Linked DNA regions of Homo sapiens: region 2 is linked to region 1. Evidence: chromatin loops called from intact Hi-C (ENCODE). Cell type or tissue: heart left ventricle. All regions are shown on one strand. Links, peaks and the distances in the headings refer to the core of each region. The heading gives the core; the rest is flanking DNA.

What was found. Peaks named below come from ENCODE experiments on the same cell type or tissue, not always from the same donor. Only the 100,000 strongest peaks of a DNase experiment are listed, where the experiment ranks them.
Region 2: a loop joins it to region 1, with 10 times the contacts of the local background. A loop is called at or near these places in 6 of 110 quality-filtered maps.

The regions. Positions count from the first base shown.
Region 1 is chr1:28,202,334-28,213,703 of GRCh38, forward strand. It overlaps DNAJC8 (DnaJ heat shock protein family (Hsp40) member C8), which reads right to left. Exons shown (of 9, transcript NM_014280.3): 4 at 8,238-8,304; 5 at 7,639-7,733; 6 at 6,009-6,080; 7 at 2,925-3,016; 8 at 1,414-1,489. Among named protein-coding and RNA genes, the nearest start is that of DNAJC8, 25 kb to the right of the region's middle. In heart left ventricle, for the core only: a CTCF peak has its summit at 6,716 (motif pointing left); no DNase peak of the experiment used is centred there.
Region 2 is chr1:28,030,243-28,041,612 of GRCh38, forward strand. EYA3 (EYA transcriptional coactivator and phosphatase 3) reads right to left here. Exons shown (of 18, transcript NM_001990.4): 5 at 8,597-8,663; 6 at 5,302-5,438. It also overlaps the pseudogene RN7SL559P. Among named protein-coding and RNA genes, the nearest start is that of EYA3, 53 kb to the right of the region's middle. In heart left ventricle, for the core only: a CTCF peak has its summit at 6,393; no DNase peak of the experiment used is centred there.

The DNA of each region.
Region 1 (11,370 bases), core at 2,352-10,351:
CAGTGGTGCGATCTCGGCTCACTACAACCTCTGCCTCCCGGGTTCACATCATTCTCCTGCCTCAGCCTCCTGAATAGCTGGGACTAAAGGGGCCCGCCACCACGCCCGGCTAATTTTTTGTATTTTTAGTAGAGACGGGGTTTCACCGTGTTAGCCAGGATGGTTTCGATCTCCTGACCTCATGATCCGCCTGCCGTGGCCTCCCAAAGTGCTGGGATTACAGGCATGAGCCACCTCACCCGGCCTTTTTTTTTCTTTTTTTTTTTTTTTTTGAGACGGCTCTGTCACCCAGGCTGGAGTGCAGTGGCACAATCTTGGCTCACTGCAAGCTCCACCTCCTGGGTTCACACCGTTCTCCTGCCTCAGCCTCCTGAGTAGCTGAGACTACAGGTGCCAGCCACCACACCTGGCTAATTTTTTGTATTTTTTTAGTAGAGACAGGGTTTCACCATGTTAGCCAGGATGGTCTCAATCTCCTGACCTCATGATCTGCCCGCCTTGGCCTCCCAAAGTGCTGGGATTACAGGCTTGAGCCACCACGCCCGGCCAGCATATGGTATTTCTAATTGTCACCAAAAGCCGACTATGGTGTGTACTGCTACCAGTGCTTCACAAATAACACTGAGGCTCAAAAAGGTTAAATGATTTTCTAAAAGCCATACAGCTAGCTAGCAGTACAGCTACTCTTTCCACTGCACCTTTCTGCTGCCCCCCAAAACTTGGATGGCTGCTCCAAAGCCAGTACAATGCCTAGCGAGTTGTGTAGGGGTGGCCACTAGGACCTCTACCTCATTATCATTTTTTCTCTTTCCATACATGAAGTGCAACAGAAACAAAGTCATCAACTCTGATTAGCCAGCCCCTAACCATGAGTCCTAAACCCTATAGAAGAAAAGACCGAATGTTGCCACAATCCTTCTGTCCAACCACCTGAAGCATATAACCAGGGTGTCAAAGAAGAGTCAAGTTCAAAGGTTCTAACTCTCTCTGCAGGTAGGACACTGTGGGCACAAGAACTTCAGCATCTACTAACAGATCTCTAAGCAGCACAATACTCTATGCTTACCCCCTAAATTAAAAGTGCAATCCATTTTTCTTGAGCCCACTGGGCAGCTGTGCCTACTACAATCTAAAAAACCATTCAGGGTGAAACTGTTAGTGTGCTGTAAAAAGAAATTAAACAATAATTTTTAAAAATAAATTTTAAAAAAGCCATTCAGGGATCCTCATCGTCCTTGCCAAGGCTACAGAGCTTACAGGAGGCTGAGGCAGGCCCAGCCTCATTCTTCACCTCTCCCACTCTTCCCCACATATCCCACTCCCCTCTGACTGCCCCACTCAGTCCTGGGAGCGCCACAGGAACCAAGCTGCCTTATTCTGGAATTAGAATCCCTGGCCACCTTGGAAATTTACCTCAAAGTTTTTCTGCCACTCTCTTTCCCGTTTGGCTTTTTCTTGAGCTTCAATCTCTTCTTCCCTTTGTCGTTTCCTAGGAGGAAAACCAGATCATAGTATTTATATGATACTTACAGACTGAATTAACCATACAAGGTGGCATCTCCCCACAGAAGCAAGCATATATAGTAAATCAATTCCCTAGAAGTCTACAAAGATGGCTGTCTGGAAAGGGCTCATAGCATTTTCATGAATGTCTCATTCTAAAACACGCAGATCAGACTTGGGCATGGCTGTGGGGAAAGACATAAATATCCTTGTTACACAGATAAAGTAACTAAAGCCCAGCCAAGAGCAATCTGAGGTTTTGGGCTCTTTCAGTGACAAAGCTATGTCGAGAACACAGGCCACCTTATTTCAGCAGAATGACCATTATAAAGCCAAAGTTCTTAAGATCTCTGGACAAAACCCTATCCGAAAACAAAGATATTTCACACAACCTCAACTAGCAAATTTTAGTTACTGGTACCTACCAAGCAACAATATAAAATACATACAGAAACAAAACTCGGCCGGATGTAGCGGCTCATGCCTGTAACGCCAGCACTTTGGGAGGCTGGGGCAGGTGGATCATGTGAGGTCAGGAGTTCGAGACCAGCCTGACCAACATGGTGAAACCCCGTCTCTACTAAAAATGCAAAAATTAGCCAGGCAGGAGAATCACCTGAACCTGGGGAGGTGGAGGTTGCAGTGAGCCAAGATCATGCCATTGCACTCCAGCCTGGGCAACAAAAGCGAAATTCTAACATTTCTGATGTTCAAGAGAAATCATATTTTAGAACATTAAACATTTTGTTACTGATGACACTACAGTACTATACACTCACCAAAGCTGTAGCCACTAGCCCCACAAAAGGTTCTGGCTTCAGTAACAATGGCCTTAATAACTGCTTATTTCACTCCAGGACATCAGGAAGAACACACACAAGGCTCTTGATTATAAATAAACTCCCTGGCAGCATGCAGTGGCTCATGCCTGTAATCCTAACACTTTGGGAGGGCAAGGCAGGCAGATCACGAGGTCAGGAGATCGAGACCATCCTGGCCAACATGGTGAAACCCTGTCTCTACTAAAATACAAAAAATTAGCCGGGCATGGTGGTGTACACCTGTAGTCCCAGCTACTCAGGAGGCTGAGGCAGGGGAACTGCTAGAACCTGGGAGGTGGAGGTTGCAGTGAGCCAAGATCGCACCACTGCATTCCAGCCTGGCTACAGAGCAAGACTGTGTCTCAAAAAAATAAATAAAAAATACACTCCCTAAGGACAGACCTATTCAATAATTCTCAAAAGTCAAAGAAAAAAACTACTTACCCTGGTGATTCAAAAGCTTGACTGTTTTTAGGTAACTATTTTTATAGTCTCTTAAATGGTATACTATATAATTCCCTCATTAGGAAAATCACCAAAGACCAATGTTAGTTAATCTAGGTATTTAAATATGGTTTAAATGAATATACTGATATGTACCTTTCATGCATCTCTTTGGCTTCTCTCTCTTTCCTTTTAATTTCCAGCTCTGCAAAGAGTTTCATTGTCTGTTTATATACAGCTTGTTTGAACTACAGGAAAATCAAGAACAAAAGAAAATCAGAGTAAATATTTTTACCAGCAACTTGAACCATGTACTTTCACCTGGAGTCCAAGATAAAGCAGATTAAAACCTGGCACAGGCTGTGCACCGTGGCTCACATCTGTAATTCCAACACTTTGGAAGGCCAAAGGCAGGAGAATCGTTTGAGGCTAAGAGCTTGACTGCCCTGGCAACATAGTGAAACTCTATTGCTACAAAAAAATTTTTTTTAAAACTAGCGTGCAGGCCAGGCGCAGTAGCTCACACCTGTAATCCCAGCACTTTGGAAGGCCAAGGTGGGCAGATCACCTGAGGCCAGGAGTTCAAGACCAGCCTGGCCAACATGGTGAAACTCTGTCTCTATCAAAAATACAAAAATTAGCCAAGCATGTTGGTGCGTGACTGTAATCCCAGCTACTCGGGAGGCTGAGGCAGGAGAATCACTTGAACCCAGGAGACAGAGGTTGCAGGGAGCTGAGATCATGCCATTGCACCCCAGCCTGGGCAACAAGAGGGAAACTCCGTCTCAAAAACAAAAATTAGCGGGGCATGGTGGTGCACACCTGTAGATCCAGCGTTTCAAGAGGCTAAGACAGCAGGATCACTTAAGCCCTGGAGTTTGAGACCACCCTGAGCAACATAGTGAGATCCCATCTCTACAAAAAATATTAAAAATAAAACATTAACCAGGTGTGGTGGCGCACACTTGTAGTCCCAGCTACTCAGAAGGCTGAGGTGGGAGGATCGCTTGAGCTCAGGAGGTCAAGGCTGCAGTGAGCCATGACTATGCCACTGCACTCCAGCCTGGACAACAGAGCAAGACTCTATCTCTTTTTTAAAAAAGTATATTATATGATAGTCTTACAATGATAGGAACAGAAGCTATTATTATTTATTATTATTGTTTTTGAAACAGGGTCTCAATCTGTCACCCAGGCTAGAGTGCAGTGGTGTGATCATAGCTCACTGCAGCCTCAACTCCTAAGCTGAAAAGATCCTCCTACTTCAGCCCCCAAAGCACTTGGATTATAGGTATGAGCCACCAGAGGTTATTATTAGAATGTATAATATCCACTAAGGTGGGAGGATCACTTGAGCCTAGGAGGTCAAGGCTGCAGTGAGTTAAGATCATGCCACTATATTCCAGCCGGGGTGACAAAGGGAGACCCTATCTCTAAAAAGAATTACAAAAAAATAAGTGAACGTAAGTGACCCAGCCCCTGTCACACTAAGTTAATGAAATCACAATGCCCTCCCTACCAGTTTTTAATTCTTTATTTTCAAGAGTTCTTAAGAACACAGCTTATGTTATTCTACCTTTAAATATTTTTCTCCAGATATAAAGTATTTTAAATAGACATGGAAGTACAAAAGTAATCTGTCATGCATATTTAATAGTGCCTAAATTCTAAAATCAGACACTGGAGCAAAGAGTGATATATGGAGAGAAAGGAAAATAAAGAAGTCCCTAAATCTCTGTGACTTCTCTTTTATCCTGTTACCTGCTAGACACTGCTCACTAAAAGCAATGCTTCAACCCCAGTCCCTAATAAAGACAAACATCAAAGGGATAAAGGAGTCTGTAATGAATAGCTCAGTATATTTAAAAGCTCCATACACGGGATAGACAGACACTGCGATTTTATATTTTTTATATTTCTCTTTTTCCAAATTTTCTATCATTAGCATGTGTTCTTTTATAATCAGGAAAAAAAAAAACAACTGAAAAAAATTGGGCCAGGTGCGGTGGTCCACGCCTGTAATCCCAGCACTTTGGGAGGCCGAGGAGGGCAGATCACTTGAGGTCAGGAGTTTGAGATCAGCCTGACCAACATGATGACATCCCGTCTCTATTAAAAATACAAAAATTAGCCAGGCTTGATGGCGGGCATCTGTAATCCCAGCTACTCAGGAGGCTAAGGCAGGAGAATCACTTGAACCTGGGAGGCAGAGGTTGCAGTGAGCTGAGATCGCACCACTGCTCTCTAGCCTGGGCAACAGAGTAAGACCCCGTCTCAAACAAATACATAAATAAATGTATATTTATATGTTTTAAGTTCAAATAAAATGTTTGTTGTTGTTGTTGTTGTTGTTGTTGTTTTAAGACAGAGTCTTGCTATGTCACCAGGCGGAGGTGCAGTGGCGCGATCTTGGCTCACTGCAATCTCTGCCTCCCAGGTTCAAGCAATTCTCCTGCCTCAGCCTCTCGGGTAGTTGGGATTACAGGCACGTGCCACCACGCCCAGATAATTTCTGTATTTTTAGTAGAGACGGGGTTTCACCATGTTGGCCCGGATGGTCTCGAACTCCTGATCTCATGATCCACCCGCCACGGCCTCCCAAATTTCTGGGATTACAGGCGTGAGCCACTGCGCCCAGCCAAATAAAATGTTTTTTTAAAAAATAAAAATTAGGCCGCGCACGGTGGCTCATGCCTGTAATCCCAACACTTTGGGAGGCCGAGGCGGGTGGATCACCTGAGGTCAGAAGTTCAAGACCAGCCTAGCCAACATGATGAAACCCCGTCTCTACTAAAAATACAAAAAAATTAGCCAGAGGCCGGGCAGGGTGGCTCATGCCTGTAGCCTGCAATCCCAGGACTTTGGGAGGCCAAGGCAGGCGGATCATCTGAGGTCAGGAGTTCGAGACCAGACTGACAAACATGGAGAAACCCCATCTCTACTAAAAATACAAAATTAACCGGGCATGGTGGTACATGCTGGTAATCCCAGCTACTTGGGAGGCTGAGGCAGAAGAATCGTTTGAACCCAGGAGGCAGAGGTTGCAGTGAGCCGAGATCGCGCCATTGCCCTCCAGCCTGGGCAACAAGAGTGAAACTCAGTCTCAAAAATAATAAATAAATAAATAAATAAATGTGAAATAGCATATATTCATCATTCTTTTGGCTTCTGTCTCTGTAACCCACCAATTCGTAGACACAATCACACAAGATACAGTGGCTTTTCCTATATTTAACTCACCAGCTCAGGATCATCCTCCTCTACAATTGTAGGTTTTCCTTCCTTCTTTAATTGTTTTTTTCGCTCTTTCACCTAAAAAGAATTTTTTTTCATCAAAAGACGAGCATCTGTGCTTTGAGAATATCCACTGGGCTGTACACATACAATATATTTAACTTTCTATAGGCACGGGTATAGCAAAAAGTTTTCATTAAAAAAAAAAAGAGCCCCTCCCCTCCCTCCTCAAAAGAACAACAGAATCAAGGAAAATTAGGAACCACAAGTCCTTTTTCTAATCTCATCTAAAATCCAATCTACCAGGAAGAATGAAAGATGAAAGGGGACCAACGGGAGGTTGTCCCCAACTCATCAGATCCAAAAAGTCTTTGAAACAGACTACTTATTTACCTTTCTTGGCTTGTGGTTATGTGTTTAGAGCAAAGCAAATATATCTGTCAAGTTTTAGAAGAAGCTACAGAATCTGTGGCATTATGTCCAAGTAGTTTTTCTGGCATTTCTATAACTGCATTCTTGATCACTTTCACCATGGAACCTCCTTAAACCACATATCATATTAACTGATACTTTTATCACATTGGCCACTACTGAGATAAAAAATAAATAAATAAATATACGAATTCATACAAGAATGACACTACTCCATGAACTAACCAGTCTATTATACCAGCAAAGGCCAAGTACCCTCTAAGCTCAGAAAGGCCCTACTGCCACCCTGTGGTCAGGAAGCCTAAGGATGACTTTCTTACAGGTGAAAGACATACGAAGCCACAATGATTTAAGGAGAAACTGTCAGGCACTTTCCCTATTTCTACCAGGATAGGGCCTACAAGTGCCATTTCCAACACATGACCCGCAGGATATAGTTATGGGCCCTTTGTCTCCTCTTCTTATCCATTTTCCTCACCGAAACTGGATTCATTATTATGGTTATAAAGTTGTCTCAGATTTCAAAGCTCTTCATGTGAAAAGTCATCCAATCACAATTGAAGCAGCTCTTACAAATGACCTCAAGATTCTTGCCCCAGCAAGTAAAAAGTTAAAAGACCTTTCTTACCTTGGGAAAGCCATACTGACATTTCCCACCACATTGGAGACTTATGTATGCCCTCAAGAGCAAACAAAAATAACACCAGCTACAACTCAGTTTCCTTCAACTGAGTTCTTCCCAACTCTGTTATTAAGATGGACATAAACCTCCTCCTATTTTAAAAAAAGTTTACGCCTATCCTCTTGCTAGCCTTTGCCAAGCCTTGTTGCAAACCCTTCACAGGGACAAGAATAAAAATCAAGAGTCAAGAGTCACAGGCTGCTCCACGTTTCCACTCTAAGAATGGGGTAAGTGGCAATATGTGATGAGAGGGAGAGAACAACCCTTTCTCCCCAACACAGGACTGGTAGGGAAAGAGGTAGGAGCAGTGTACCAGCTACTCCTCATCTGAGTTCTTCTCTTAGGGGTGAATTACAGCTTCAGGCACACACTATTCATGACCACCACAGCAAAGTGGTAGAGAGCACAGAAGTAGCCACAGGTTGTGCCAGTAGGCATTACTATGTTCATATGTACCCTTCTACAAGGTGCCCAAGGCTTGCTGATACTTCCTGTAAACACAGCAGCACTATAAATACTTACAGTGTGTTCCACGTATTCTTTTCCTGCCTGAATTACATCCAGGGCCCTCTTCTTTTGCTCCTGATCCAGTAGCAACTTGTAAGCTTTGTCCACAGCTAATGCAAAACATTGAAATTAACTGTTTCTGCAAACACCCTCTGAAAGTCTGAACTATACTCAGGCAGTGTAAATGGACTTGTGCTCTCTAAAGCATTCCCTACTTTAATTATTTACTGTCGTTAAACTAAGTTAAAAAAAACATTCAACTATAGCAATGACTTTCCTTAAGAGCCTTGGAAAAAATTAAATATATACTCAAGGCTAAATACACTACATCTGGATTTAATTCAGTGATAAAATTCTTTATGTTCAAAGAAAAAAAATGATCCTATGCAATAACAGTCTTTGTTGGCATATAAAAGTTTTAACAAAGCAAAGTTAAGGTCTACTTCTTAAACAACAACATTCTGCTTTGAAATGGCAACTGCTCTACTGAAAACCACAGCTTCTTGGTGACCAGAAGACAAAACTATAACAGTCTTTGCTTGATCTAGGACAAGGAACAGTTAGGCCCTGCCATTCACAATCTAATACTCAGAAGCAGGTAAATTTACAAATACCTTCAAAAGCCTTTTGTGCTCTGTCAGCATCATCTTGATTTTTGTCAGGATGCACCAAGATGGATAACTACAATAAGAGAAAAGTTGGGGTTGTCAATAAGGGAAACATTTACTAACTTCCAGCCTGCCCTGTCTCGTTACAACCAAAAGCTCTAAGGTCCTACGGCAAAAAGAGACTCTTAGCAAAAGCATTTAAAAAATTAACAAATCTCTTTAAATGCCCAGAAATACTGATCTTTAACAAAATTCAAGCACCAAAAGGTAAAGGTACAACTAGGAAACATTTCAGGTTTTAATCACAAAGTTGAGACCAAACATGCCAGGCACAGAGGCTCACGCCTGTCATCCCACCACTTTGGGAGGCTGAGGTGAGAGGATTACTTAAGCCCAGGACTTCGAGACCAGCCTGAGCAACATAGCAAGACCCTGTCTCTACAAAAAAAAAATTTTTTAATTACCCAGACATGGTGGTGGTCGCCTGTAGTCCAAGCTATTTAGGAAGCTAACGTGGGAGAATCACTTGAGCCTGGGAGGTTGAGATTGTGCCACTGCACTCCAGCCTGGGCAACAAAGTGAGACCCTGTCTCCAGGAAAAAACAAAAACAAAAACAAAAACAAAAACAAATGGAAGCCTAGCACTATGAAGATGTTGTAATAATTTGGGGGAGGAGGGAGACTGAAAGGTATCAAGTTCCTATTATGTTCCTTATGCAGGTTGAGCACCCAAAATCCAAAAGGCTCCAAAATCTGAAACTTTCTGAGTGCTAACATGATGCTCAAAGGAAACGCTCATTGGAACATTTTGAATTTTCGGATTAGGGATGCTCGACCATTATGCATTCTGCAAATATTCCAAAATCTGAAAAAATCTGAAATCTGAAATACTTCTAGTCTCAAGCATTTCAGATAAGGGATACTCAACCTGTACTAAGCACTAAGGTGGCTAAAGCAGGTATGAGACATCAACTCTCTCCTAAAAGAACTCCTAATCTAAAGCAGTTTCTCATTCTGCCTGTGCTCCAACCCTGTGAAGCTTCTGAAAAAGACAACATTCTAATTTCCACCCTCAGACCTTCTGAGTTAGTCTTTGGCATCTGCACTTTGTAAACCTCTACTAGACTGGGTTTCAGATGATCGTAGGGAATTAGCCCTTATTTTGTTAGGTGGGATAAGTGATTATGCAAGAAAATGTCCTTTTTTTGGGAAGGGTACAAGCTGAAGTATTTAGGGGTAAAGCATCATGGTTTATTGCAATTTACAATGATTCAGCCAAAAATATATAGTTAAATATATAGTCAGTGTCTGCCAGGAGCAGTGGCTCCCGCCTGTAATCCCAGCACTTTGGAAGGCTGAGGCTGGCAGATCACTTGAGGTCAGGAGTTCGAGACCAGCCTGGCCTACATGGTGAAACCCCGTCTCTACTAAAAATACAAAAATTTGGCAGGCACAGTGGCACACATCTATAATACCAGCTACTCAGGACGCTGAGGCAAGAGAATCACTTGAACTCAGGAGGTGGAGGCTGCCGTGAGCCAAGATCGCAACACTGTACTGCAACCTGGGTGACAGAGCCGGACTCCGTCTCAATAAATAAATAAATATATATATATATATATATATATATATATATATATATATATATATAAATGAAATTAACTATTCAATATAGATGGTGGATACATGAATATTCGTTGTTCTATTCTTTTTTTTTTTTTTTTTTTTGAGACAGAGTGTTGCTCTATCATCCAGGCTGGAGTGCAATGGTGCTATCCCAGCTCACTGCAGCCTCAATCTCCTGGACTCAAGTGATCCTCCCACCTCAGCCTTCTGAGTAGCTGGGACTACAGGCACGGCTAATTTTTGGCTTTTGCTGTTGTTGTTTTTCGTTTTTTGTAGAGACGGGGTTTCACCATGTTGCCCAGGCTGGTCACGAACTCCTGAGCTCAAGCAATCTGCCCGACTCAATGTCCCAAAATACTAGGATTACAGGCATGAGCCACTATGCTTGTCCATTCTTTTTTCTATATAAAATTTTTATAATAAACCAGCTAAAAAAAAAAGAACTTTCATAGGTAATTCAGATACTCACAGTTAAAAACCATGACATATTGTCAATTGACAGAAACCAACTAGTTGGAACCCAGGGAACTATGTCGGGGAATGAGAACAAATGGGAATCTAACGCTCCGTTCAGCATTACTGGAACCATTATGCTGGGTTCTAATTCCAACTTCAATCACCTACTAGCTATGAGACCTCGAGCAAATCACTTAACCTATCTCTGCCTCCGCTTCCTGCTCTGTAAATGAGATAATACTATGTACCTATATCTAATTGGGCTGATATAAGAATGAAACAAACAATGCAAGTAAAGAAATTAGCAGACTAACACACGCTGACAATAGTTAGCATATAGTGAGGATACATTATGTGCCAAGAGTTACTCTAAATGCCTTCTGTGTAATACATCATTTAAATTCTTACAACAAACTCATGGGATAGACACCATTATTACATTTTACAAACGGGGTAACAGACACGGAAAGGTTAAATGTAACTTGCTCAAGTTTACACTGCTTGTTAAGTGGTACAGTCAAGATTTAAACTAGTTGTATAGCTCCAATATGCACACTCTTAACTATCAGTCCATATTAATGATTTATTAAGAATTCTTAACTCTTATTATTTATGTAGCTACATAAAAAATTGTTTTGACTATGAACTTAAATGCTTATTAATATGGGAATGATTAGTAATGCATATTAGAAAATTTGAAATTTTAGAAAAAGGAAAAAGCTAAATATAAGTATAGAGTAGAGCTTAGGAAGGAAAAAAAAAAGCTATAAAGTTATATAATGGGATATGATTACGTAGACCAAGTTAAAAAACATCTTGGCTTAACTGTAGATCAGAAAATGACTATGAGTCAGCAATATGGGGAAAATTACTGTACTGAAGAAACAAGCACACCACTGGATATTAACAAGTATCTCATCAGAAGCTGAAAATTACATTCAGCTCTGGTCAGACCCTATTAAAATATGAAGTACATAAGACTATAAAGAAGCTAAGGAAAGTTTTTTTAAAAGACATGGAATATATAGAAAATCCAATTTGCAAAGGCAAATTATAG
Region 2 (11,370 bases), core at 1,844-9,843, 170 kb before region 1:
GTAAAGAGAAATATGAAAGTCTTAAAAAGACCAACAGTGGGATATGATAATCACTTCTTAATTTTTTTGAGACAAGGTCTTGCTCTGTTGCCCAGGCTGGAGGGCAGTGGTGCAATCATAGCTCACTGCAGCCTCAACCTCCTGGGATCAAGGGATCCTCCTGCCTCAAACCCCCGAATAGCTGGGACCACAGGCACACTACGCCTGGCTACTTTTTGTATTTTTGCAGAGACAAGGTTTTGTCATATTGCCTAGGCTGGTTTCAAACTCCTAGCCTTAAATGATCCTCCTGCCTTGACCTCCCAAAGTGCTGGGATTATAGGTATGGGTCACCGTGCCTGGCTTTGCCCCAAACTCTTAATGCATAAAAAGAAAATGTAATATTCTTTTCTCATCTATTAATCACATGAAATAACTTATTTTAAGAGACTGAGGAATACTGACATCGCTAGCATGAATTAGAAGCGTTTGCCCCATCATAATTCATGATCATTTAAATGTCTTGTCCAGATTAGCCATAATTAAGATTCTTGCCATGTCTGATTTTCAACAATAAAAATATTTGAGAATGTCATTTTTAAAACATTTATGATGTAAAATGTGAGTATCAGTGCTATGATTCCTGCTGATTGTATATCACACTTTTTGGTAAACAAATTGCTATTTCAATGTCACAATAACTTTCAGATTTATTGTCATCACTGTGATTTCTTTTTCCAAATAGGTTTTGACCCTAAGGTGGTAGATTTATAAACATGTTTATTTTTACACTATATGAAAATAATACCTTATTAATAACAATAGTATCAACTGAGAATGTTTTGATAGTCTCCCTCTTATAAGATCAAAAATTAGAACACAAATGTCCAAAATAAGTAGGAGATAGCTAGCTAGTTTTGAATATCTTTGGCCAGAAACATAAAGTAGATGTCTAATATATAATTATTTTATGAGGAATAAAAAACAATACAGACAGTACCTCCAGCATCACTGTAGACCTGGCTCTTCAGACATGCAAATCATCTTCCTCTAAAAGCAACCCTCCCAGAATTCCAGATAATAGGCAGCATGATCCAATGGTTTGACTCCACAGCACTATTGCTCATAGTAAACAAGGAAACCAAACCCTAATTACAGGACTCCCAGTCCACTGCTCTATGCCAACAACTACCAAGTTTCTCAAGTACTTTTAAGCATCAAGAGCCTGCTGCAGAGAAACTGTCAAGCTAACAATGGGTAAGTAAGTCTGTCTCTGAGTGCCTTCCTGATGCCCCCAGAATGGGGTCTTATCACAAACTCTACCCAAGTTTCTCAGCACAAGTACTTCACTATTGATTAGTCACTATCCAAACTAATCTCATCAGTTCAATTTATAGTAACTCGTATAGTGCTCTTTAGAGATTAGTCTGGTGAGGAACTGAAGTACACACCAATGCTAGAAAAAGCACATGAAAGGATATTTTGGCTTGTTGATTCAGCAGCTCATTTGGATAGGCTATTATAAATAGTAAGTAATTTAATGTAAGTACTTTTCCTGATTATAAACAAAGTATATGTATATATTTTTTAAAACGTCTGTAGGAAAAACAGCCACTTTTTTTGCTTCCAATTATTCTTTACGCACATTTTTTTTTTCTTTTTAGAGGCAAGGTCTCACTACATTGTCCACGCCGGAGTGCAGTGGCTATTCACAGGCATGATCCCACTACTGATCAGCAATGGGGTTTTAACCTGCTGTTTCTAACCTGGGCCAGTTCACCCTTCCTTAGGCAACCTGGCGGTCCCCCACCCCCAGGAGGTCACCACATTGATGCTGAACTTAGTGAAGATACCCAATCAGCATAGCGCACTACAGCCCAGGACTCCTGGGCTCAAGCGATCCTCCTACCTCAGTCTCCCAAGTAGCTGGAACTACAGGCATGCACTACCGCACCTGGCTATACACATATTTTTAAAAATACTAAATTGGTATTACAACATTGTGTTTTTGCTATTACATATTGCTTTTTTCAATTAATAATACACTGTTTTCTCAAGACCCTAAATATTTTTTAAGAAGATGATTTATAATGGCTATGCAGCAGCCATATACAATTTAACACATACCTTAATATTCAAGTTTTAGGTTTTCAGTTTTTTCATATTATAAATAATGCTTCAATGAGTATGTTGGTCAGCACATTTTTGTGGGTATCTCTAATTAGTTCCATAGGATACATTCCCAGAAGTGAAATTACTGAGGGAAATGAAATGAACATCCTTAAGGCTCTTAATGCATATCACCCACTCCTCCAACTCACATTAAAGTTCTTTTAAAAGAAATCAGAACAGTGGCACCTAAAGGCATATTTTATAACTCCCACTAACATTAAACAAGTACCCTTTTCCTTACACATACTCCTTCAGATTCCTAGAAGTTAAACTTCTAATCCCCTTTCTGCCATCCCACCCCATTTGTATACAGCTCTGGGAAGAATATGATCAGTATTTCTTTACTTTAAAAGATTACTCATCATATAGCCTTCTTAGATTTCTTCTAGTCTTTTCTCCTTTCTTCAAGAGGAGGAAGCTTTTTAATTTCAAACTCAACTCTGAGACCATCTTTTTGATATAGACCTAAAGTTATGAGCACTTCTAGAATGAAACAATCCTGGGTTCAATTATAATCCCAGGCTTTTACTAATTGTATGAACTTTGGGCACATGATTTAACTCTGCTTCTCCCCTATAAAAAGGGATAAAGCTAGCTTACCTCTTAGGGCTGTTCTGAGGATTACATGAGACAATACTATACAGCGTGAAATACTTATTCTTAGTATACAGCTTATTATAGTAAATAATAGAGACAAGGTAATATTATTATAATGAATTTTTCTGAAGCCCTATTTGCATCTGAAATAAAACGAATTAGCTAATCTGAAAACAGGCAGCACTAAGATGACACAATGTATCAAAATCTTGATTTCGAAAGAAAGAAATCAAGTGTTTTCTCCTACTTAATTTAACACATTACCAAAAAAAGCCACATGATAAAACACAAGAAAACATCTTTTCAAAATACAGTCACTTTTAAAAGTTTTACAAACCTCTCTTATAATTTCTCTGGTAAATTCTGAGAATATGCCATCTCTATCATTCACATTACCCCAACCAAAATCTCTCTCCAGTAAGTCTCATACATTACTTAAAGTCAAATTTAAGCTAATGATTATCTCTTTCTGAATTACTGATAGAAGAAATTGGGAAACACAAGTCTTCCTTGCCCTCAAATATTAAACAAAACCAGATTATTAAAGGAGCCTATTATTAACAATATTACCAGCATACAATATAAACATGTATCCTTCAAGGTTTTAATAGAGATCTATTTACTTTACAGAATTTTTTTCTTTTTTAATGTATTATTATTATTATTATTATTATTATTATTTTTGAGACAGTCTTGCTCTGTCGCCCAGGCTGGAGTGCAGTGGCACCATCTCGGCTCACTGCAACTTCTGTCTCCCAGGTTCGAGTGATTCTCATGCCTCAGCCTCCTGAGTAGCTGGGATTACAGGTGCCCACCACCATGCCCGGCTAATTTTTTTTTTGTATTTTTAATAGAAACAGGGTTTCACCATGTTGGCTAGGCTGGTCTCGAACTCCCGGCCTCAAGAGATCTGCCCAAACGGGGCCGGGCGTGGTGGCTCATGCCTGTAATCCCAGCATTTTGGCAGGCCAAGCTGGGCAGATCACTTGAGGCCAGGAGTTTGAGACCAGCTGGCCAAAATGGTGAAACCCTGTCTCTACTAAAATACAAAAATTAGGCAGGCTTGGTGGTGCACACAGCGAGACTCTGTCTCAAAATAATAATAATAATAGTTTAAGGGAAATATAGTGATCATTTAAAAAATTAATTATATCTAGGATCCATATGCACACAGAATTATCTGAGGTATTCCATAAATCATGCTCAGAGATGTAATAGGAGTTGTATTTAATATTGAACAGCAGGAATGATCAACTGTTGTAAAGGGCTAATAATAATAATTCAAATCAAAACAGAAGATTTAAAAAACTGTAATTTAAAAATTATAATTGCTAGCCTATTATTAGTCAACTGTTGAAAAATCAGCTTTAAATAACCAAAAAGAAATAAACACAAACATATTCACAGAGGGGTCTTTCAAAAGGTCCATTCAGTGTTGGCTGGTTAATCATATCATAAATATAAGATCTGAGTACCCTGGCTGGTACTAACAGGCATGGAAACATGGATATACAAATGGGGAAACAAGAAAATTTGTTTCCCATTTCATATGAAGTTATCAACCCCACTATTATTAAACATAATTCCCAATTCTTATTTCTAGCAGTTACCAGGAGCCAAAGAATTCTAACAAGCCTAAAAGTAAGAAAGCTGCCAATATCATAAAAGAGTAGCCAAACAGGTCAGGAGAAACAGGAATGCAGAAACTAGATGCAGGTACATTAATACATCCAGAATCTGTGTGGTCATCTGTCTGGAAAATTTTTCTAATTCGTAGCTTGATTAAATAAAGCCTATAGAAATATAATTTTGTTACATATTACATATTTTTAAATAATATAGTATTCTTTTAATTTTCTGGCACCCATTTCAGGAAAGCAGGGAAGGAGCAATGAAGCACACTGCATTTACACACATAGAAAAATAAGCACAGATATTAAGTGCCCAAAGAACCTTAAAGTGACTTCTGATAAATCATTTTAATTTATAGTTCATGTCCAAGACACCTAAAACCAATGAAAATAACTCCCTAGGCACATAAGGTTATAAGAAAATTGGGGATTTCCGGTATTCTAAAATGACTTTTTGGTTCAGCAGAACAATATCTGATCAGTTTTGGGTGGGGTTAGGGGAGAAAGGAGAGGGAGAAGTTGGCAAAAAAAACCCCACAGAGCAAACTATGATACATATTCAGACTACCTGGTGTTAGCAAGAAATTGGCCACCTCGAAATATATTTATTATGCTTTCCTAATGATAGTACCATACTACATTGTATATAAAGTAAGTCAAATCAATAGCAAATCCTCAAAGAATTTACCAAACACTTAAAGATTCCAAGCTTCAGGGTCAAGACTTAGTACATACAAAATAGCTAAATGAGTACTGAAAAACTATGATTTTTTTATTACATGCATCAAACATACTGTTGCAAAGTTGCATACCCAACCACATATGTAACTAAGTGCTTTGTAAAGAATGATGCATGGCTGATCAAAGTTTCTGCGGAATAAAATCAACATTCTTAGAAATTGTTTACAATACAGTGCCTTACCAAAAGGAGGTAGTCCATACGTTTGGGTTGCCTGAGGGTAGACAGCATAGGGTTGAGTCTGCTGTAGTGTCTGGTATTGAGTCTGTCCAGGGTAAGCAGTTTCCGAAACAGGAACTGAGAGAATATGTGCATAAGGTCTGGAAAATTTCATGAAAACAAAAACTTTTGTGTGATTTACTTTAGTAACGAAAAATAGGTAAAATAGCTACCACCACTAACAGCAAAGAATCTGCAACAAGGAGACTAATCTTCCACATAAAATGGCTCTTTTCAAAAATTTTTTATTTTTGAGACAGAGTCTTGCTCTGTCGCCCAGGCTGGAGTGCAGTGGCATGATCTCAACTCATTGCAGCCTCTGCCTCCCCGGTTCAAGCAATTCTTCTGCCTCAGCCTCCCAAATACCTGGGATTACAGGCACCCACCACCATGCCTGGCTAATTTTTGTATTTTTAGTAGAGACGGTGTTTCACCATGTTGGCCAGGCTGGCCTCGAACTCCCGACCTCAAGTGATCCACCCACCTTGGCCTCCCAAACTGCTGGGATTACAGGCGTGAGCCACTGCGCCCGGCCTAAAATGGCTCTTATGATCAGAAAGTAGAAGTCTTTCCTCCTTTCTACGTTCTCCTATCATCAACCCAAGGAACAATTTTATGAAAAATTTAATAGTTCCAAACATCCCTCCAAGTTCCAATTATCCTACAAACATTTCTAGTGTGCTACATGCATGGCCCTATGTGAGACACAAGGATGGATTAAACTTATTCATGCTCTTATGCCTACATCTAGAATAAAATCCTAATATAATAGAAAACTAAGAGAACAAGATTGGCAATTGGCTCTCATTCTCCACCCTGCCCCTTGAACCAAACTAAAGTTCTGAGAGGGAAAGTGAGACTGGAAAAGCGGGTGAGGCTGGTGGAGAAAAGGCAAGCAAACACATCAAAAAACGGAAGTAGAGATGGGTTCCAATATCCTCAAATCAAGTCTACAAAACAGAACCCAGGTAAGTAACAAAATCTGGGAAGTTCCAGACAGGACTCAATCTCCTCAATGATATTTAAGTCAGGGCATACTGCCACTAGTTGGTGCCACCATATCAGGGATAGCTAGAGATTTCAGCAGTGAAACTCCTGGGACTTTACACTAGCTAGCAGATATAATTGTTTCATCCATGATATTGCACTGAATTTTTAGATACCAATTATCTCATTTGGTGAGTTACACTGTATATATAAGTAAAAAAGAAAATGCTATTTGTACCATGTAAGCATAATAAAATATAGCAGGGGGTGTTTTAAAGGGGAAATTTTTTTTTTCACCTTTGGGGGAAGAGGAAAATGAAGAAAGGCCATAAAGAAGTGATATACTAGCTGAGCAGATAAGAGGCACAGAACTGGGAGAGAAAGGGTGTTCTAGGACAAGAAAAAAGTCCTGGAGGGTATAGAGTAAGGAAAGCAAGGGCTTCGGCCTGCAAAGAGCACAGATAACTGAGGGAAGTATATTAAGAGAAGTAGCGAGAGAAAGGAAGCAAAGACCTTGAATGCCAGGCTAAAAGGCAAATCTGAAACTGAGAGCCACTGAAATTATTGAGCAAAGAGTGACAAGATCAGAGCTGTTCTTTAATAAAGATTATTTTGACACTGCTTTGTAAAATGGTTTAGAAAGGGAGGAGAAACTGGAAATGGAGATCCAGTTAAAAAACAGTTCAGATAAGTAATAAAGAGGTCTGAATTAAGATAGAATAATTAAGATAGCTAATAAGGAATTCTGAATGTAGCAGGTATGCAAATACTTTCTGAATGAATAAATGAATTTGGAATCTGCAACATATTAACATCTCAGTACATTCTAAAAAACTGAATTTAAAAATAACTATTCTTCTTAGCCAGATCTGAGTCCAGGAAATAGCTCAGGTTAGAGTTGTTACTCAAGTCACATGGGAATGATTTAAATCTTAGTGACCTTAAATGGATTAATCTCCAGATATGGTAAAGACCATAATGTCCTTTTTCATGCAGAGTCTTTGTAGCCCAAAGCTCAAATGTGTTTTCACATTTAGTATCTAATTTCTTCATAATAATCTCAGAGAATAGGTTCAGTTATTTCACAGAAGAAAGTCACATGAAAATGATTAGCCCAAGGACACCATTAGTGTTAATACCAGATTAAAAATTAGAAGAACTCATTGGGTTGACTTTTTAATTAGTTTATTTTTTAATTAATGAAAATTCAAAAGGTAAAAACAGATATAACCAGGGAAAAGAAAGACAGTTTCCTTTTTATAACAGCCCCATAAAGTATCTCTTGCTTTTGTTACCAATTTCTTTATGTATCCAGCAGCTGTAAGCACATAAGCACATATCCTGGCTTAATAAATGCACTTGTATGTGTCTTTGTATGCATAGGTCCACTCTTTATTACGCACAATAGGTAGCTTGGTATACACACTGTTCTGCACCTACCCACTTTGGAGATGAAAAACCTGGCTGATATTAATGCTGATCTTACCCCATGAAGGCCCAAAACATAACCTCTTAGTGACTAACCCACCAAACCTGTCTAACTTCAAGCCCGGTTCTACTCTGAGGACATTCCTCAATCAAGAAACTGAACACAGGCTGGGCGTGATGGCTCACGACTGTAATCCCAGCACTTTGCGAGGTAGGCAGATCACCTGAGGTCAGCCGTTTGAAAACAGCCTGGTCAACATGGTGAAATCCCATCTCTACTAAAAAATACAAAAATTAGCTGGGCGTGGTGGCATGCCTGTAGTCCCAGCTATCCGGGAGGCTGAGGCAGGAGAATCACTTGAACCCGGGAGGTGGAGGTTGCAGTGAGCCAAGATCGTGCCACTGCACTCCAGCCTGGGCAACAAACAGAGTGAGATTCTATCTTAAAAAAAAAAAAAAAAAAAAAAAAACCGAACACAGATTGGACTGAGAAATTCAGTCTTGTTTTTATTAATCTGTATGCTATATGTCAAGGTACAGGACAGAGAAAATGATCAGAGGTCAATCAATGATATGGTTGATCACTAACACTATTTTGCATGTTCAGTGCCTACTCATTTTAGAGTAAGCTTTTGTGTAAAATGATCCATTGCAGACACCATCTACTTTTTAAAAGGATACTACATAGACTATATTTAGAGGGAATTAAAAATTGGAATGACGATAGAATAAGAGAGGTAAAAATAATTTAAATATCTATTATTTTAGAGGAAAAATAATATTAAATTTTGCAATGAATCTACAGAAAAAGCATATGCATTTTGGAAATAATTATTCAACTTACTTTGCAGAATACATTTGTGAGGTATAATCATTGGATGAGCGAGGGATGTAATCGGTGCATGTCATAACTGAAAGAAAGATAATATCACCAGGTTAAAAAGTTAGAACATTTCGAAAATGGAATGGGAAAACTGCACATCTCACTGTATAGTCTTTCAAACTAATTAACAGAATACAGCTTGGACACCAGATAGAAAGACTATGTGGTAGAAAATATCTCACTTTTTTGTTTATACATGTGTTTATAGACTTCCAGAGGCAGTTAAAAAAAGAAGGGTGGGGTATGGAAAAGAGCTGAAGGTTGGTAAGGATCTCTACCTTTACCCATTACTGATCTAAAATAATAGATGAAGCAACCTTCTAAGCTTTCGGCTATGCTGATAGGCAAACTTAAAAAGCAAGCTTTATGTCTGGAAAACCACATTATTCTACTTCAGCTTATTTGTTCTTTGAGTGCTTACTATATTGAGTAAAAGCCTTAAGAATGACTTGCAGGAAAACAGATTTGGGGGAGGCACCCAATCTTATTTTAAAACCACTGCTACTGCTATGCATAATCAACAGCAGAATAGATGCAAGTATGCTTCTATACTATTATTTTTTCTGTTTTGTAGTGAAGGCTTTAAGTTTGGCAAATCACAGACAGACGTGAGGAACTGATGTGATACTCTGATGAACTCTCAAAGACTTTTCCAGCTATTGTCCTCTTGACCCCCATGACTTCATCTGGAATAGCTGCTATGAAGGCTTGACTCTCATGATTACTACTTCTGGTATGAACGCTGTAAATATCTGATTAAAAGTGAACCAATTAACTTTATGTCTAATTAGGTTCCCTGGAAGAGTACCTGACCCAAAAAGAGAACCTTGATCAAAAGTAGATGAGGGGCCAACTCAAATGCTCAAGAGTAAGACAAATCAACACCTGTGAGTTTATTACAGAAGAGCTTGTCCAATGCTATTGTTTGAGGTATTTAAAAATAATTATTGGAGATCACATTCACCTCTAATCATTTTGACAAAAATGAAGATGTCAATTAGATCTAAAGTTTTGACAATCCATTGCAAAGAATGTAAGGTAAGTTTATTTGAATTCTACATAATGGTTCTCAGTTGACACATATATTAAAAAACCCAAACCCTTATCTTCCTCCAATTTAATTTAATTCTGGAAGGAATCAACAACATCCTAGGAGACTGAGGCCAATTTTCACTTCTCTAGAGAATGAATGAGACTTGATCTTCACAGTACTTGGGAACCACAAAATGATTATAAAGAGTCAAGATATAATATCCATTATACTATAGAAGAATCAAGTAAGTAATATGCTGGCTTGGACTAGAATAGCAACAGTGGGGATGAGGCAAAGACTTTGAAATATATTCTGAAGGTAAAACTAACAGGACATTCTGATGGATTTGATGTAGAGAATGAGGAAAACAACTAGACGGAGAGTGATACCACTTCCTAAGATGGGCAAGTTTGGGAGAAGAGTGTATGTCACGGGGGCTAAAGGAATCGAAAGTTCTTTTTTGAAGATCTTAGGTATGATTTTCCTTCCAGTAAAGATGTCAAACAGGCAGTCTGATACACAAATGAAATCAGGGGAGAAGTCAGACTGGAAATATCAATATGGAATTCATTAACCATGTACAAGATATTTAAAGTAATGTAATGGATCGGAGAATCCCAAAAGAGGAAACATGGTAGCCTAGAATTAAGCCCTGAGGCCCACCAAAGAAGGGCCATCAAAGGAGAAAGGTGGGAGGAAAAGTACTGAGAGGGAGAATGTGAGGAGAAACGTATTCTAGAATTTGCAACATGAAAATAACTAATGGCCTTGACGACAGCAGTTTCACTGGAAGAGTGAGGATAGAAGCTAAATTTGAGAGGCTGGAAAAGTGAATGGGAGGTGAAAAAGCAAGTGAGGGCAACTCTTGCAGAAGTTCTGATATGTCACAGAACAAAGAGAAGGTCCATAACTAGTAAGAGATGTGGAGCCAAGGGCGGAGGGGCAGGGGGGGGTCGGGGGAGCAGTGTTTATGTTTTAAAATGGTAAGATGTTTCTTTACTGACAGGAAGGATAAAAAGGGAAGACCGTGATGACACACAAGTGGTGGCAAGAAAACTATAGTACCAAAGTCCTTGGGGAAGGTAAAAACAGATAGCATATGAAACACAAATAATAGCCTCTATATCTGACAAGAGCAAGTATGCTGCTTACATCCTGACAAGAAGGAAATGGCTGGGTGTGGTGGCTCATGCCTGTAATCCCAGCACTTTGGGAGGCTGAGGCCGGCAGATCACTTGAGGTCAAGAGTTCGAGACCAGCCTGGCCAACATGGTGAAACCCCATCTCTACTAAAAATACAAAAATTAGCCAGGCGTGATGGTGCGTGCCTGTAATTCCAGCTATTCGGAAGGCTGAGTCAGGAAAATGGCTTGAACCTGGGAGGCAGAGGTTGCAGTGAGCGGAGATCTTGCCATTGCATTCCAGCCTGGGTGACAAGAGCGAAACTCCACCTCTAAAAAATACAAACAAACAACAACAAAAAAATACAAAAAATAGCTGGGCATGGTGGCATGCGCCTGTAATCCCAGCTACTCGGGAGGCTGAGGCAGGAGAATCACTTGAACCCGGGAGGCGGAGGTTGTAGTGAGTCGAGATTGTGCCACTGCACTCCAACCTGGGCAACAAAGCAAGACTCCATCTCAAAAAACATAAAAAAAAAAATAAAGAACAGAATGAATAGGATGACAGTCTAAAGTAAAAA